Linked DNA regions of Homo sapiens: region 1 is linked to region 2. The links are chromatin contacts, found by Hi-C or POLR2A ChIA-PET in ENCODE. All regions are on one chromosome and are shown on one strand. The core of a region is the stretch at or near the end of the contact, and the rest is flanking DNA. Distances in the headings are between cores, read along the strand shown. Region 1 holds the start of KNSTRN (kinetochore localized astrin (SPAG5) binding protein). Region 2 holds the start of OIP5 (Opa interacting protein 5).

What was found. Hi-C counts contacts between places; a loop is a spot of excess contacts on that map. ChIA-PET counts read pairs that join two places held with the same protein, here RNA polymerase II (POLR2A). Pooled maps may share reads with other maps.
Region 1: a pooled map shows a loop between it and region 2 (7-fold over the local background). The contact joins the promoter of KNSTRN here to the promoter of OIP5 in region 2. A Hi-C loop is called at or near these places in 4 of 50 pooled maps. POLR2A ChIA-PET finds 5 or more read pairs at or near these places in 2 of 52 experiments (activated CD4-positive, alpha-beta T cell and activated T-cell).

Annotation. Positions count from the first base shown.
Region 1 is chr15:40,378,119-40,385,233 of GRCh38, reverse strand. KNSTRN (kinetochore localized astrin (SPAG5) binding protein) reads right to left here and starts at 2,513. Exons shown (of 9, transcript NM_033286.4): 1 at 2,190-2,513; 2 at 1,912-2,006. The coding sequence starts at 2,398. It overlaps DISP2 (dispatched RND transporter family member 2), which reads right to left. Exons shown (of 8, transcript NM_033510.3): 8 at 6,613-7,115. RefSeq lists enhancers at 1,435-1,956, 2,022-2,191, 1,957-2,480, 2,440-2,509, 3,135-3,635.
Region 2 is chr15:41,328,204-41,335,585 of GRCh38, reverse strand. OIP5 (Opa interacting protein 5) reads left to right here and starts at 2,995. Exons shown (of 5, transcript NM_007280.2): 1 at 2,995-3,346; 2 at 3,605-3,671. The coding sequence starts at 3,025. It overlaps NUSAP1 (nucleolar and spindle associated protein 1), which reads right to left and starts at 2,705. Exons shown (of 11, transcript NM_016359.5): 1 at 2,536-2,705. The coding sequence starts at 2,628. RefSeq lists an enhancer at 2,982-3,241.

The sequences.
Region 1 (7,115 bases), core at 1,264-3,763, 950 kb after region 2:
TTAAGCACCCCCACCCTCACATGCAGGCTTTTCTGGACTTACTCTCACTTTGTTCACTGTAAAATGGCCCCTTTAAGTTTGACCTAACTTAAGAGCCATTACAATCAAATCAAATTGAAGAAATGCAGTACAAATGAAGTATTAAAAGGGTTCTTTCTGAGGTGTCTGTCTGAAGAAAAAGGTAATCTTGGAGGAATATCATCTTCTCCTCTCTCAAGTATTAGTAAGTTTTAAACAATAACAAATCTACTCCATGTAAAATGGAGTTAACAGTCAATTGATCAAAATTAACACTCTTCATTGACTAGAATTGGTTCCAATAATTTGTATTTGCTAAAATCTAGGATTGCACTGTAGGAAAAATTCAGTAGGATTTAACAAAGCTGTCTCTTAAAAATGGGAGACACTGGGAGAGGAACTGGATGGCTGGTGTCAAGGAAGGGAAGGAAACTTGTTTATCATTGTATATGGTTTTCCACCTTTTTTTTTTTCACATGTGCATATATTACTTATCCAGCCCACGCTCAAAATCAAAACAAAAATCCTGGGAGGCAGCCTAAAAATTTGAAACTGTTCCAGTTACATATGATCATAAAGCTGGGACAGAGATAGAAATCAAAGAGATGAACACTTCCAACTTGGCTGAGAGAGCTAGTCACTGCCCACTGACTCAGGGGCACCGCATCTAAGGGAAAGACACAGCAGCTGAGAGACCTGGCTCCAGTTCTTCCAGCAACTCCTAGTCCCCGCTGGTGCCAGGATTACCATTCAGGTGTTCTGCGGCAACACAAGACAACAAACAACCCATTAAGCCTTTGGAGAAAAGCCTATTTACTTCAGAGCTCAATCTTTTTTTTTTTGAGACGGAGTCTCGCTCTGTCGCCCAGGCTGGAGTGCAGTGGCGCAATATCGGCTCACTGCAAGCTCCGCCTCCCGGGTTCACGCCATTCTCCTGCCTCAGCCTCCCAAGTAGCTGGGACTACAGGCGCCCGCCACCACGCCCGGCTAAGTTTTTGTATTTTTTAGTAGAGACGGTGCTTCACCGTGTTAGCCAGGATGGTCTCCATCTCCTGACCTCGTGATCTGCCCACCTCGCCCTCCCAAAGTGCTGGGATTACAGGCGTGAGCCACCGTGCCTGGCCACTTCAGCGCTCCATCTTGCCAAGGTTTATGTACCAGCTGAGTGGAATCATCTGGGAAGGGATCATAAATAGCTACTCCATAATCTCCCACAACAGTTTTCTGATGTCTGAAGCTTACTCTGTACTATAATCTCTAGATTAGGCAGTTCCCCGACTGCAGACCCCATGAGATGACTTTCAACCACAAGCAAAGCAACACAAAGCAGATGGCAAAGCAATTAAAAACTATTTTTAATCATGTCTCTCTCTTCGCCCAAGTTTCTCAAATACTGTGCCTAGGTCTAACCCCTCTCTCCCACTTCACTCAACAAACGTGTATTGAGAATGTGGTAATGAGAAACACGGTGCAGATATAAAGGTGAACAAAGAACCCTAAGTATCCCACTTCTCAAATGATTCTCCTCTTTCCTCCCTGAAAACAAACCCAATCCCTCAAGATAGCCCAAGTCTGGAAATAAGACGATAACCGATTAGAAGGGGATTCCTAGCTTAATGGGAATAACATTGTACAATAACCAACAACTTGAATCTAACTGATGAATACAGTACACATGCGGGCAGAAAAGTGCAGAGCACGTCTAAAATCCTACCACATGGTCCTTCCCTTAACTCCCATCATAAACCTACATAGCCTGGTTATAGGGGGCTCACAGGTTTTCAGGGCCGACGGGACGCCCTTCCCCGTGCCCGCGCCACCCATTCGATCTCCACACTCCCGAGACCATCCCCGGCCAGGCCGCAGTGCCCCGGGCGTGGCTTGGACCCTCACCTGCCGGCTGGCCGCCGCTCAGCGCAGAGGGGGGCTGCAGGCTATACACTGTCTTAACCACACTGGTCATCGTAACGAGGCGGCACGGCTGAACCCTGGAAGGTACAGGATGAATGTTACCCAGCGCTGGGCCACTGGGCCCGAGAGAGTGGAGGGCCCGGGGATAGCGCGACCCGACAGGCCCCGGCTCGGGGTTGGAAAAGAGAAAATCCTCCTTTCCCAGCTCATTCCGTCCTTCCTCCCATCCAGCCCAGTCCCTCGCCCCGGGAGAGCCGAACCCAGGAGCCCGCCGGTCCTGCCCGCAGTCCTTCTCGCTCTCGTTTAAAAGATTCCCTGCAGCAACTGTCGTGCCACCGGCTAAGTCGGCCGCCTGGGTTTCAAATAGAAACTTCCGGTAGCTAGGCGGAAGTGGGTGGGAATCGCACTCTGTAGACAGCCATGTTGTACGGAAAACTCTGTCCAGGGGCGGGGCTTCGGGAGCCGCCATACTGTACGGAAGGTTCGCTCAGAGGCCAGAGCCAGACCTAGCGAAAGGTGTTGGAGCCCCCAGGTCTGGGCAGAGGAGGAGGGTGATGCAATTTGTAGGCTTGAATGGAGCTAATGAGCTACCAGCGTCATATTCCGGGATGGAGACGCAAACGTGGCGACATTTAGGGTCCATGTCACAATCCTCTTTATTTAGTTTGGGATTGTTAGGGATATTGCCAGGAGCACAGGTTATTTGGATGAAAACTACACGTTACAGGTGGAGAGTGGCAGGTGAGGCTTGAAGAAAAGGACCTATGGGCTGAGATACCTGAGGCACCTACCTGAGGTCCTAATTTTAATAGCACTTATCCAGATTTTCAGTAGTGATTCAAAGCTACTCCCAATAAACAGGGTAGCTTCCATTACTAAATGCACTAGCTCATTCATTTCATCTGGCATTTATTGAGTACCTGCTGATTACCCAACAGTGTTCTCAGTGGGTGGAAGGGAGTGAGGGAGGGCAAATATCAAGATTGACCTTGGCTCTGCCCTCCTGGAGTTTACAACTTAGAAAACAGACAGTGAACAAATAATCACATAAATAAATATATATTTACGGATTGTGGTGAAATTGTGAAGAAGGCTGGGCACAGTGGCTCACAGCTGTAATTATAGCACTTTGGGAGGTGGAGGCGGGTGAATTGCTTGAGTCCAGGAGTTTGAGACCACCCTGGGCGACATGGTGCAACCCCGTCTCTACAAAAAATACAGAAATTAGCCAGGTGTCGTGGCATGCTCCTGTAGTCCCAGCTACCCTGGAGGCTGAGGTGGGGGAATTATGTGACCCTGGGCGGGGCAGAGGTTGCAGTGAGCGGAGATCGCGCCACTGCACTTCACCCTGGGTGACAGAGCGTGATCTCAAAAATCAAACCAAAACACACACACTATGAAGAAAAAGTACAAAATCGTATAAGATAGAAAAGCAGGGAAACTTAGATTATATTGGGGGCTCAGGGAAGACCTCTCTGAGATGATGTTTGATTAAGGAAGGAGAGGGAGTTAATTTCATTGGGGAAAGGGGAAAATGCAAAGTCCCAAGGCAGAAATGGGTTCTTCTATAGGCACAGAAAGATAGGAAGAGAGTGGTACAGATAAAGCTGGAGAAATAAGCAGTCAAAAGACAGATTTTACAGGCCAAGGTATAGAGATTAGATTTTATCTAAAAGTAATGGAAAGCCACTGAAGTATTATAGCAGGAGAGTGTCATCCAATTTATATTTTATTTTATTTTATTATTATTTTTTGAGACAGGGTCTCACTCTGTTGCCCAGGCTGGAGTGCAATCATAGTTCACTGCAACCTTGAACTCCTGGGCTCAGGAGATCCTCCCACCTCGGCCTCCTGAGTAGCTAAGACTAAAGGTGCCTGCCACCAGACCCAGCTAATTTTTGTAGAGATGGGGTCCTGCTATGATGCCCAGGCTGGTCTTAAACCCCTGGCCTCAAATGATCCTCCCACTTCAGCCTCCCAAAGTGTTGGAATTACAGGCATGAGCCACTGTACCTGGCTCAATTTATATATACTTTATATATATATTCTTTTCTTTCTTTTTTTTTTTGGAGACGGAGTCTCACTCTGTTGCCCAGGCTGGAGTGCAGTGGCACGATCTCGGCTCACTGCAACCTCCGCCTCCTGAGTTAAAGCGATTCTCCTGCCTCAGTCTCCCGAGTAGCTGGGTCTACAGTGCCACCACCACGCTTGGCTAATTTTTTATATTTTTAGTAGAGACGGGGTTTCACCATGTTGGCCAGACTGGTCTCAAACTCCTGACCTCAGGTGATCTGCTCGCTTCGGCCTCCCAAAGTACTGGGATTACAGGCGTGAGCCACCACGCCCAGTCCTTTTTCTTTTCGAATAATTGGGCTTGAATAATTGTGTGGATAGAGTCACTATTTTCTGCTGGGGGAGATTGAGAGTTGGGTTTTGAACGTGGAAAACCTCGACATATCTTTGAGGCATTCCGGTGGAGTGGTCAAGTAGGCAATTGGAAATACAGGCCCTGAGCCCAGAAGAGAGCCTGGATTGGAGATACACCCTTGGGAGTTGTTGACATATGAATGTACTTAAAATCTTGATATTTAGGAGTTCGAGACCAGCCTGGCCAACATGATGAAACCCCGTCTCTGCTAAAAATACAAAAAAATGGCCAGGCACAGTGGCTCACACCTGTAATCCCAGCACTTTGGGAGGCTGAGGTGGGATCACTTAAGGCCAGAAATTCGAAACCAGCCTGGCCAACATGGTGAAACTCCATCTCTACTAAAAATACAAAAAACTAGCCAGGCATGGTGGTGCATGCCTGTAATCCCAGCTACTTGGGAGGCTAAGGCAGGAGAATGACTTGAACCTCAGAGGTGGAGGTTGCAGTGAGCCGAGATGGTGCCACTGTACTCCAGCCTGGGTGACAGAGCGAGACTCTGTCTCAAACAAAATAAAATAAAAAATAAAATAAAACCTTGATATTTGATGAGCTCAAGAGAAGAAGTGTGCAGAGAGCCTTTGGGCCAAGGACAGGGACACCTGCATTTAAAAGTTGCAATGGTAATAAGGTGCTTGCCAAGAAACCTGATAAAGAAGTGCCAGAGAGGTGAGAAGAAAACAAAAAAGGGTGGTGTTCCAAAATCCAAGGAGGAAGTGGCAAGCTGCTGAAGGAGGGAGTGGTGAACTATTGAAAATAGTTGAAAGGGCAAGCAGAATGAGAACGAAAAGCATCCAATGAATTTAGCAACAGAGAAGTCATGATGAGTCTAGCAAGAGGAATGCTGGTGGAGCGTTTGGAGTGGCAGTCACATGGGCATGGGTTGAAGAGTACGTGGGAGATGAGGAAGCAGAGATGGCAGAACTCCAGGCGTCTGTTGCAAAAAGAGCAGAGCAACTGGGCAGTAACTGGAGATGGGTTATGGGGGTCAAAGGAAGCTTTCCTTAAAGCTGTGGATATGTGTGCTGATAGGAACGAGCCAGCAGAACAGAGGGAAAGGATACTCAGGAGCAAGGAAGAAGGAAGATGGGATCCAGAGTAGCATCTTTAAATTCCTTTATTCATGCGCCCCCACAAAATAAAAAAATAAAAAAACCCTCTTGCCTGTTTTCACTTGATACCTAAAATTTAAGTTTACTTTTATTTTTATTTTTTTAGAGGCAGGATCTTGCTATGTCACCCAGGCTAGAGTGCAGTGGCTATTCACAGGTGTGATCATAGATAGCGTACTGTAGCCTTGAACTTCTGGACTCAAGCCATCCTCTCACTTCAGCCTCCTAAGTAGCCAAGACTGTAGGCATGCACTATCTCACCTGGCTTAAATTTTTTTCATAACTTTAAATCATTGTAAAGGACATACTTTCTGCCTGTTGTATATTGTGTATACTTTTTTTCTTTTTTTTTGAGATACGGTCTCGCTTGGTTTCCCAGGCTGGAGTGCAGTTGTGCGATCATAGCTCACTGCAGCCTTCAACTCTTGGGCTCAAGCGATCTTCCTGCCTCAGCGTCCCAAGTAGTTGGGGCTATAGGCACGTGCCACCATGCCTGGCTAATTTTAAAATTTTTTTGTGGAGATGAAGTCTTGCTATGTTGCCCAGGCTGGTCGGGAGCTCCTGGCCTCAACTGATTCTCCCACCTTGGCCTCCCAAAGTGCTGAGATTACAGGCATGAGCCACCCACCTGGTCACATTGTGTATACTTTGTATTCTTTTCTTTTTTCTTTTTTTTTTTTTTTTTGAGATGGAGTCTCATTCTTTTGCCCAGGCTGGAGTGCAGTGGTGCCATCTCGGCTCATTGCAACCTCTGTCTCCCGTACTCAAGCGATTCTCCTGCCTCAGCCTCCTGAGTAGCTGGGATTACAGGCATGCACCACCACACCAGGCTAATTTTTGTATTTTTAGCAGAGACAGGGTTTCACCATGTTGGCCAGGGTGGTCTCGAACTCCTGACCTCAGGTGATCCGCCCGCCTCAGCCTCCCAAAGTGTTGGGATTACAGGCATGAGCCACTGCGCCTAGCCCTTTGTATTCATTTCTAAAATTCTTTCTCTTGGTGTTTTTTGGATAATTTCTATTGTTATGTCTTCAAGTGCACTACTGTTTTTTCTGCAACGTCTAAACTGTTGTTAATTCCATTCAGTGATTTTCCATCTCAGACTTTTTTTTTTTAATTTTAAAAACACTTTTAAATTCTTTATTTTGGAATCGTTATAATTGACAGGAAGTTACAATGATAGTATAGGGAGGTCCTTTGGACTCTTTACCCAGTTTCCCCCAATGGTTTTGTTTCAGTACAATTTTAACAGCTTTATTGAGATATAATTAACATTCCATAGACCACATATTTTAAGTGTACAATTTGATAAGTTTAGAAATTACATATACCTGTGAAACCATCACCACAATTAAGATAATAAACACAGCCGTCATCCCCAAATCATTCCTCCTTCCCCTTGGTACTTCTTCCCATCCTCCTCTTTCTGCCTACCCCACCCACCCCATCATCTCAGACATTTTAGTTTTCGTCTCTAAAATTCAAAGTGGGTATTTAAAAATATCTTCCTAGTCTCTACTTAGTACATATGGAATACAGTTATAATAATTCTTTTAGTGTCCTTGTCTAATTCTCACATAGGTGTCAGCTGTAGTGGTTTCAACTGATTTTTCTCCTTATGATGGGTTATAGTTTGCATGACTGGT
Region 2 (7,382 bases), core at 1,746-4,245:
GTATAATATATTTAGTATATTAAATATATTTAGTATACATATTAGTATATATAGTATATTTAGTATATAGTATATCTATACTAAATATATATACTAATACACACTAAATACTAAATATGTAAATTTAGTATATTTATATAGTATATTTATAGTATATTTATCTAGTACATATAGTATATTAATATAGTATATTTAGTATATATAGTATATTTATATATTTAGTTTATTTTAGTGTATTTAGTATATTTAGTATCCTAGTATATTTATATATACTAGTATATATATTATATATTTATACTAGTAATAATATATATAGTATATACTAGTATAAATTATAAATTTTATTAGCATAATTATACTAGTATATTTATGCTAGTAAAATTTATTTAAATTGTAGTGTTTCATTTTAATCAAATCTTGATAATTTCTCAGAGCAATTTATTAATTTTTTTGCTATGTACTAAAATTTCAAAAGGCAATTGACTTAATGAGCTCTTAGGTTGTACCAAGTTAATAATTTAAAACATCTTATTATGGAAAATTTCAAACCTAAAAAAGTAGAGAGAATAGTGCAATCCCCCCATGTACCTATCTCCAGTTTCAGTAATTATTAACATTCTTCTGTTCTTACTTCATCTAGTTTCCCTCTCTTTTTCCTTGAGTATTTTACAGCAAATTTTACAGGTATCATAACATTTCACCTATAAATACTTGATTCACATATAAATACTTGATATGGGCCAGGCGTGGTGGGTCACGCCTGTAATCCCAGGACTTCGGGAGGCCGTGGCGGGAGGATCGCTTGAGCCCAGGAGTTCAAGACCAGCCTGGGCAAGATGGTGAAACCCTATCTCTACTAAAAATACACACACACACACACAGCCAGGCAGATAAAGGAGAAAGAAGGTGATCTGAGGCTAGAGGGTCAAAATGAGCAATGGGACAAAGATAGATAAAAGTGCCAAGTGTTCAGGGATGCAGCCTTGGATAAAAGATTCTAGCTAGGCAGCAAAAAAGCCTAAGGAATTTAGGCTGAGATATTAAGGCTTTGTTTACGAAGTATAGAGGAGCCACTAACCACTACAGCCCAGAAATATCCCCAAGGAAAACCCTTTGGTCATTCAGCCCCAACAGGCACTTAGGCCCTGATTATTTTGTTTAAACAATTTAGGTCGGGTGGGGTGGCTCACGCCTGTAATCCCAGTACTTTGGGGGCTGAGGCGGGCGGATCAGGAAGTCAGGAGTTCGAGACCAGCCTGACCAACATGGTGAAACCCCATCTCTACTAAAAATACAAAAATTAGCCAGGCGTGGTGACACGCGCCTGTAATCCCAGCTACTCAGGAGGCTGAGGCAGGAGAATCGCTTGAACCCAGGAGGCGGAGGTTGCGGTGAGCCGAGATGGCGCCACTGCACTCCAGCCTGGGCGACAGAGCAAGACTCCGTCTCAAAGAAAAAACAAACAAACAAACAAATAAAAAAAAAATTGTGACGATTGATTTAAGCATTTACTCACTGTCAGTATCACAGCCTGCAGGAGAAACCTCCAGAGTATATAGCAGTATTATGTGGGAAGTCTCAACTATTAACAAAATATATAAAACCGCTATCCTACATTAAATCCCCAAATCTTCTTCTAACATCTTGGGTTTTTTGTTTGTTTTTGTTTTGTTTGAGACTGAGTCTCTCTCTGTCACCGAAGTTGGAGTGCAGTGGTGCGATCTTGGCTCACTGCCACCTCGGCTTCCCAGGTTCAAGCGATTCTTCTGCCTCAGCCTCCCAAGTAGCTGGGATCACAGGCAAAAAGCTTGGATCACAGGCGTGTGCCACCACGCCCGGCTAATTTTTTAAGGGCCAGGCTGGTCTCGAACTCCTGACCTCAGGTGATCCGCCTGCCTCGACCTCCCAAAGTGCTGGGATTACAGGCGTGAGCCACAGCGCCGGGCCAACTCTCCAAACATCTTGTAGCCTCGGAGTCAAAGACCTTACTGGTTTTGATAGAGACCATCAACCCAACAGTCATCAATAAAAATTTACCCAAGGAGGTGCTCCCCTAAAAGTCGATTTTTTTTTTCTGACAGGTCCATCAATAAAGTATCAAGAGATTATCGGCAATATTACAAATCACTGGAGTCTGTTTGGGGTTTTCCAGAAGCTGAGCCAATTATTTACTTAATTGTCTAACGATTAACGACACCCCTTGTGCTTTCTGGGCCTGAGTTTCGTAATCGACGCCCTGAGAGGTATACAGTAATTTCAAAACAAAACAAAACAAAAAACAATAAACCATCCCTCGGAATAGAGCTTATCATGTGAGCACCCAGACAAGCCAGCTTCAAAATGAGGTGAAAACTACAGTTCCTCTTCCGTTTATCAGAGTTCTAACTGGGACTACCGTGAACCACATCTACTGCCCGAGGGGCAGGGAGAGCTGCCTCAGTCCCGGGCTTCCCTCTCGGTCCCTTCGCACCGCATCTCCCCGAGGCCGCTATTCCCGCCGCGCCCGCCCAGGGACCCGCACCGCCAGCGCCGTACCCTCAGGTTGGCCCGGAGACCCAGACTCTTGGCTAAGTTCTGCAGGTCACTGTACTTGAGGGAGTCCAGCTCCTCTAGAGAGGGGATGATCATCGCGATTCGAAATCCCGGCGATACTCGGAAGATGGATCACCAAACTTCGTCAGCGCGGTTCAAATCCCTGGCGCCACTCTTAACTTTGACTAGGCAGAAATTTATAGACAGTTTAAATGAAGAATGCCGCGCTTCCATTGGTTGAAAATGCCTCAAAGGCGGGGTTTCTAACCCTGACCAATAGAAAGGCTGATTTCCCGTCCCAACAGAGGCGCGCTTTTTTCACACTTCACGAATACGCAGGCGCCAAAGGGCCTGTAACGCCTGTTCAGGTAACGAGTGCGCGGACTCGGACTCCAGTGCTTGGATTGCCCATGATGTCCAATGAGGACGCAGGAGCTGTGCTTGGGGCGGGGCCTGGCGTGTATTCGAAAGGAAGGCGCCGGCTGCGGGAAGATGGCGGCTCAGCCGCTGCGGCATCGCTCACGTTGTGCAACGCCGCCCCGGGGGGACTTTTGTGGTGGCACTGAGAGGGCGATTGACCAAGCTTCTTTTACGACCTCCATGGAGTGGGATACGCAGGTGGTGAAGGGGTCCTCGCCGCTCGGCCCCGCAGGGCTGGGGGCTGAGGAGCCAGCCGCCGGCCCGCAGCTGCCGTCTTGGCTGCAGCCTGAGAGGTGCGCTGTGTTCCAGTGCGCACAGTGTCACGCAGTGCTCGCCGACTCGGTGCACCTCGCCTGGGACCTGTCGCGGTCCCTCGGGGCCGTGGTCTTCTCCAGTGAGTGCAGTGAAGCGTTCGGGAAAGGCAGAGGCTAGCCCGAGAGGGTGTTCCCGCTTTCTCCACCGGGTGGCGGAGAACCACCTGGGGAAGAAAACGGGATGAAAAGTTGGAAGCAAATAACTCCTTGGCCTGGGGATGGGGCAGGGAATCGGGGAGTCTCCTGATATTTACGGCCAGGATGAGTCTGTCTAGAGGAGAGATTTTCCATTTCAAGGCCCGCAGAGTATGGGTTCTGACCCGTGTTTGTCTTCCTAGGAGTTACAAATAACGTCGTTTTGGAAGCGCCCTTCCTAGTTGGCATTGAAGGTTCACTCAAAGGCAGGTACGTATTGATAATTACATTGGTCTCTAGTCCCTGACTTTATGAGACTGAGGATCGTGGAACTGACATGTACGAGGAGAAAACAGTTTGGGATGCTGCTTTTACCTGTTTGACTCTTATATGAACTTGATGTATTAATGAAATGAAAAAGTTGTATTTGTGTATTGGTTTTAGGATCTTCCTGAGGGCCACTTCTCCCAGGTGGCTTGTACAAGTGAAGTGAGGCTAAGAAAGATGTATCTAGTAGTGGACAAAAGAAAAAAATAACCTTTTGGTTTACAGTGAGAATAACATACTATAAACTACAATCCTTTTAGATATTAGAACTTTTTGATACAGGGTCTTGCTCTCGCCCAGGCTGGAGTGCACTGGTGCGCTCATAGCTCACTACAGCCCCTACCTTCCTGGCTCAAGCTATCCTCCCAACCTCACCCTCCGGAGTAGCTGGGACTACAGGCACACAGCACCACTCCCGGCTAATTTTTAAATTTTTTGTAGAGGCCTTAGTATGTTGCCCACGCTTGATATTAGAACTTTTAAGTTTGCGATTATGGTTAGTTTGTAATAAGCTATGCCAGGGCTAATTCTTCAGTAACCCCAGAAACTGGAGAAAAACACAACTAGAATGTTATGTACTTGAATACTGCCTGGTAAACTTTGCGACCTGCCTGTACTATGATTTACAAGTGACAATAAAGTAGTCAGTGAATTTGGTATTGCAAGGCTCCTCAATTTTGAGTTTTGGCTTTAACATTGAGACAATTCATTTCATTCTGACCAGTTTGATTCAACGTTACGGTTAAAATATAGGAATTCTTAGTTGCTTTGTCCAGTAACCAGGAAGATTTCTGCAGCTTGGACAAACTTCAAAAACGGAGTTAGACCCACAGCTCCCTTTCTTTTTCCTGAATAAAAGACACTCCCTATCGCTATAGGAGTCCCCTTCCCACCCAAAGGGGACAAAGCAAGAAGGAGCAATTGCCTGCTTGGAATTGGGTGTATTCTGGGGCCAGAGGCAGAAGGTTCCTGAATGTGCTCTTGGAGAGGAGGCTAATGAATCTAGACCCGTGCTGTCCTATACTGTAATCACTAGTCATATGTAGCTATTATATATTATTAAATCTGCATTGAGATATGCTGTGAACACAGAATACACACTGGATTTCAAAGACTTAGTACAGAAAAATTAATCATTTACAAATACTGATTACGGGCCGGGCGTGGTGGCTCACACCTGTAATCACAGCACTTTGGGAGGCCGAGGCGGGCGGATCACAAGGTCAGGAAATCGAGACCATCCTGACTAACACGGTGAAACCGTGTCTCTACTAAAAATACAAAAAATTAGCCAGGCATAGTGGCGGGCGCCTGTAGTCCCAGCTACTCAGGAGACTGAGGCAGGAGAATGGCGTGAACCCGGGAGGCGGAGCTTGCAGTGACCGAGATTGCGCCACTGCATTCCAGCCTGGGCGACAGACTCCGTATCAAAAAAAAAAAAAAAAAAATACTGATTACGGCTGGGAGCGGTGGCTTACGCCTATAATCCCAGCACTTTTGGGAGGCCATGACAGGCAGATCACCAGAGGTCGGGAGTTCGAGACCAGCCTGACCAAAATGGAGAAACCCTGTCTCTACTAAAAATACAAAATTAGCCGGGCATGGTGGCACATGCCTGTAATCCCAGCTAGGCTGTAATCCCAGGAGGCTGAGGAGGGAGAATCGCTTGAACCCGGGAGGTGGAGGTTGTGGTGAGCCGAGTTCACGCCATTGCACTCCAGCCTGGGCAACGAGAGCGAAACTCTGTCTTAAAAAAAAAAATTGATTACATGGTGAAATGACATTTTTGATATATTGGGTTAAATAAAATATTTAAAAACTAATTTCACCTGTTTTTATTTTATTTTTTAAAGCAAAATTAGGCCAGGCGCCGTGGCTGATGCATGTAATCCCAGCACTTTGGGAGGCCAAGGCGGATGGATCACGAGGTCAGGAGTTCAAGACCAGCCTAGCCAAGATAGTGAAACTGTTTCTACTAGAAATACAAAAATTAGCTGGGCGTGGTGGCGGGCGCCTGTAATCCCAGCTACTTGGGAGACTGAGGCAGAGAATTGCTTGAATCTGGTAGGCGGGGGTTGCAGTGAGCCAAGATCATCCCACTGTACTCCAGCCTGGGCAACAGAGCGAGACTCTTCCTCAAAAAAAAAAGCAAAATGAATAGAAAATTTAAAATTACATATGTGACTCACATTATATTCCTATTAGACAATGCTTGTTTAGATGCTTTGTAAAAAACTGGAGGAAGGCCAGGTGCAGTGGCTTACACCTATAATCCCAGCACTTTGGGAGGCCAAGGCAGGCAGATCACAAGGTCGGGAGTTCGGGACCAGCCTGGCCAGTATGGTGAAACCACGTCTCTACTAAAAGTACAAAAATTAGGGGGGCGAGGTGGCAAGCGCCTATAGTCCCAGCTACTTGGGAGGCTGAGGCAGGAGAATGGCTTGAACCTGGGAAGCAGAGGTTGCAGTGAGCCAAGATCGCACCACTACACTCCAGCCTGGACGACAGATCGAGACTCCGTCTGAAAAAAAAAAAAAAAAAAAACTAGAGGGAAAGCCCCATGTGTTTCTGTATTTGTGGAGTAAGATGAGCTATATGGGACTTACGAAGAGGGTTATGAAATGGCACAGCTCAAGACAACTTGATTTTTTTCTAAGTGTAGGTTCATTACCTAGATGGGGTCAGAGAATGAATTAAGAGGATGATTAATGATGCAGCTAAAAGAGCATAAATTTTAGAGACAGCAGACTCGGGTTCTTTTTATTCTTTTTTTTTTTTTTTTTTTTTTTTTTTTGAGATGGAGTCTTGCTCTGACCCAGGCTGGAGCACAGTGGCGGGATCTTGGCTCGCTGCAACCTCCGCCTCCCGGGTTCAAGCTATTCTCCTACCTCAGCCTCCCGAGTAGCTGGGATTCCAGGCGCACGCCACTATGCCTGGCTAATTTTTGTATTTTTATATTTTTAGTAGAGACGGGGTTTCACCATGTTGGCCATGCTGGTCTCGAACTTCTGACCTTGTGATCCACCTGCCTCAGCCTCCCAAAGTGCTGGGATTACAGGTGTGAGCCACCGCACCAGGCCTTAACTTTACTCTTAATGAGGCATGTGAAATAAATTGATCCCTCTCAATCTGTCATATTTGAATACTCCTAAAATATACTCCCTCCGACATTTATTTAAACATTCTACAATTGGCATGAACCTCTTAGATTCAAAGTCATAAAGTAGACAGATACAAGGTTACTTCCGTCTACATTTTATTGTTCTCTTACTGGTAGAGGATTTATTGTAACTAATTTTAAAAAGGATTATTATAGTATGTTGACACTTAGAAATAGCTTTTTTACCCTGAGCTTTTGTTGTGCTCAACAGCATATTTAAATGGAATTTTGTTTGTATTATAAGTGAAGTACATTTTTTTCTAATTGTTATGGCAAATTCAAACCCGAGAGAAGAATATAATGAACCTCTGTCTACCTGTCACTAAACTAGAGCACTTATCAACTCTTGGCCAATCTTGTTTCATCTAAAATCATAGTTGGCTTATCATGCTGGCTCACGCCTGTAATCCCAACACTTTTGGAGGCCAAGGTGGGAGGATCACTTGAACCCAGGAGTTCAAGACCATCATGAGCAACATAGCGAGACTTCATCT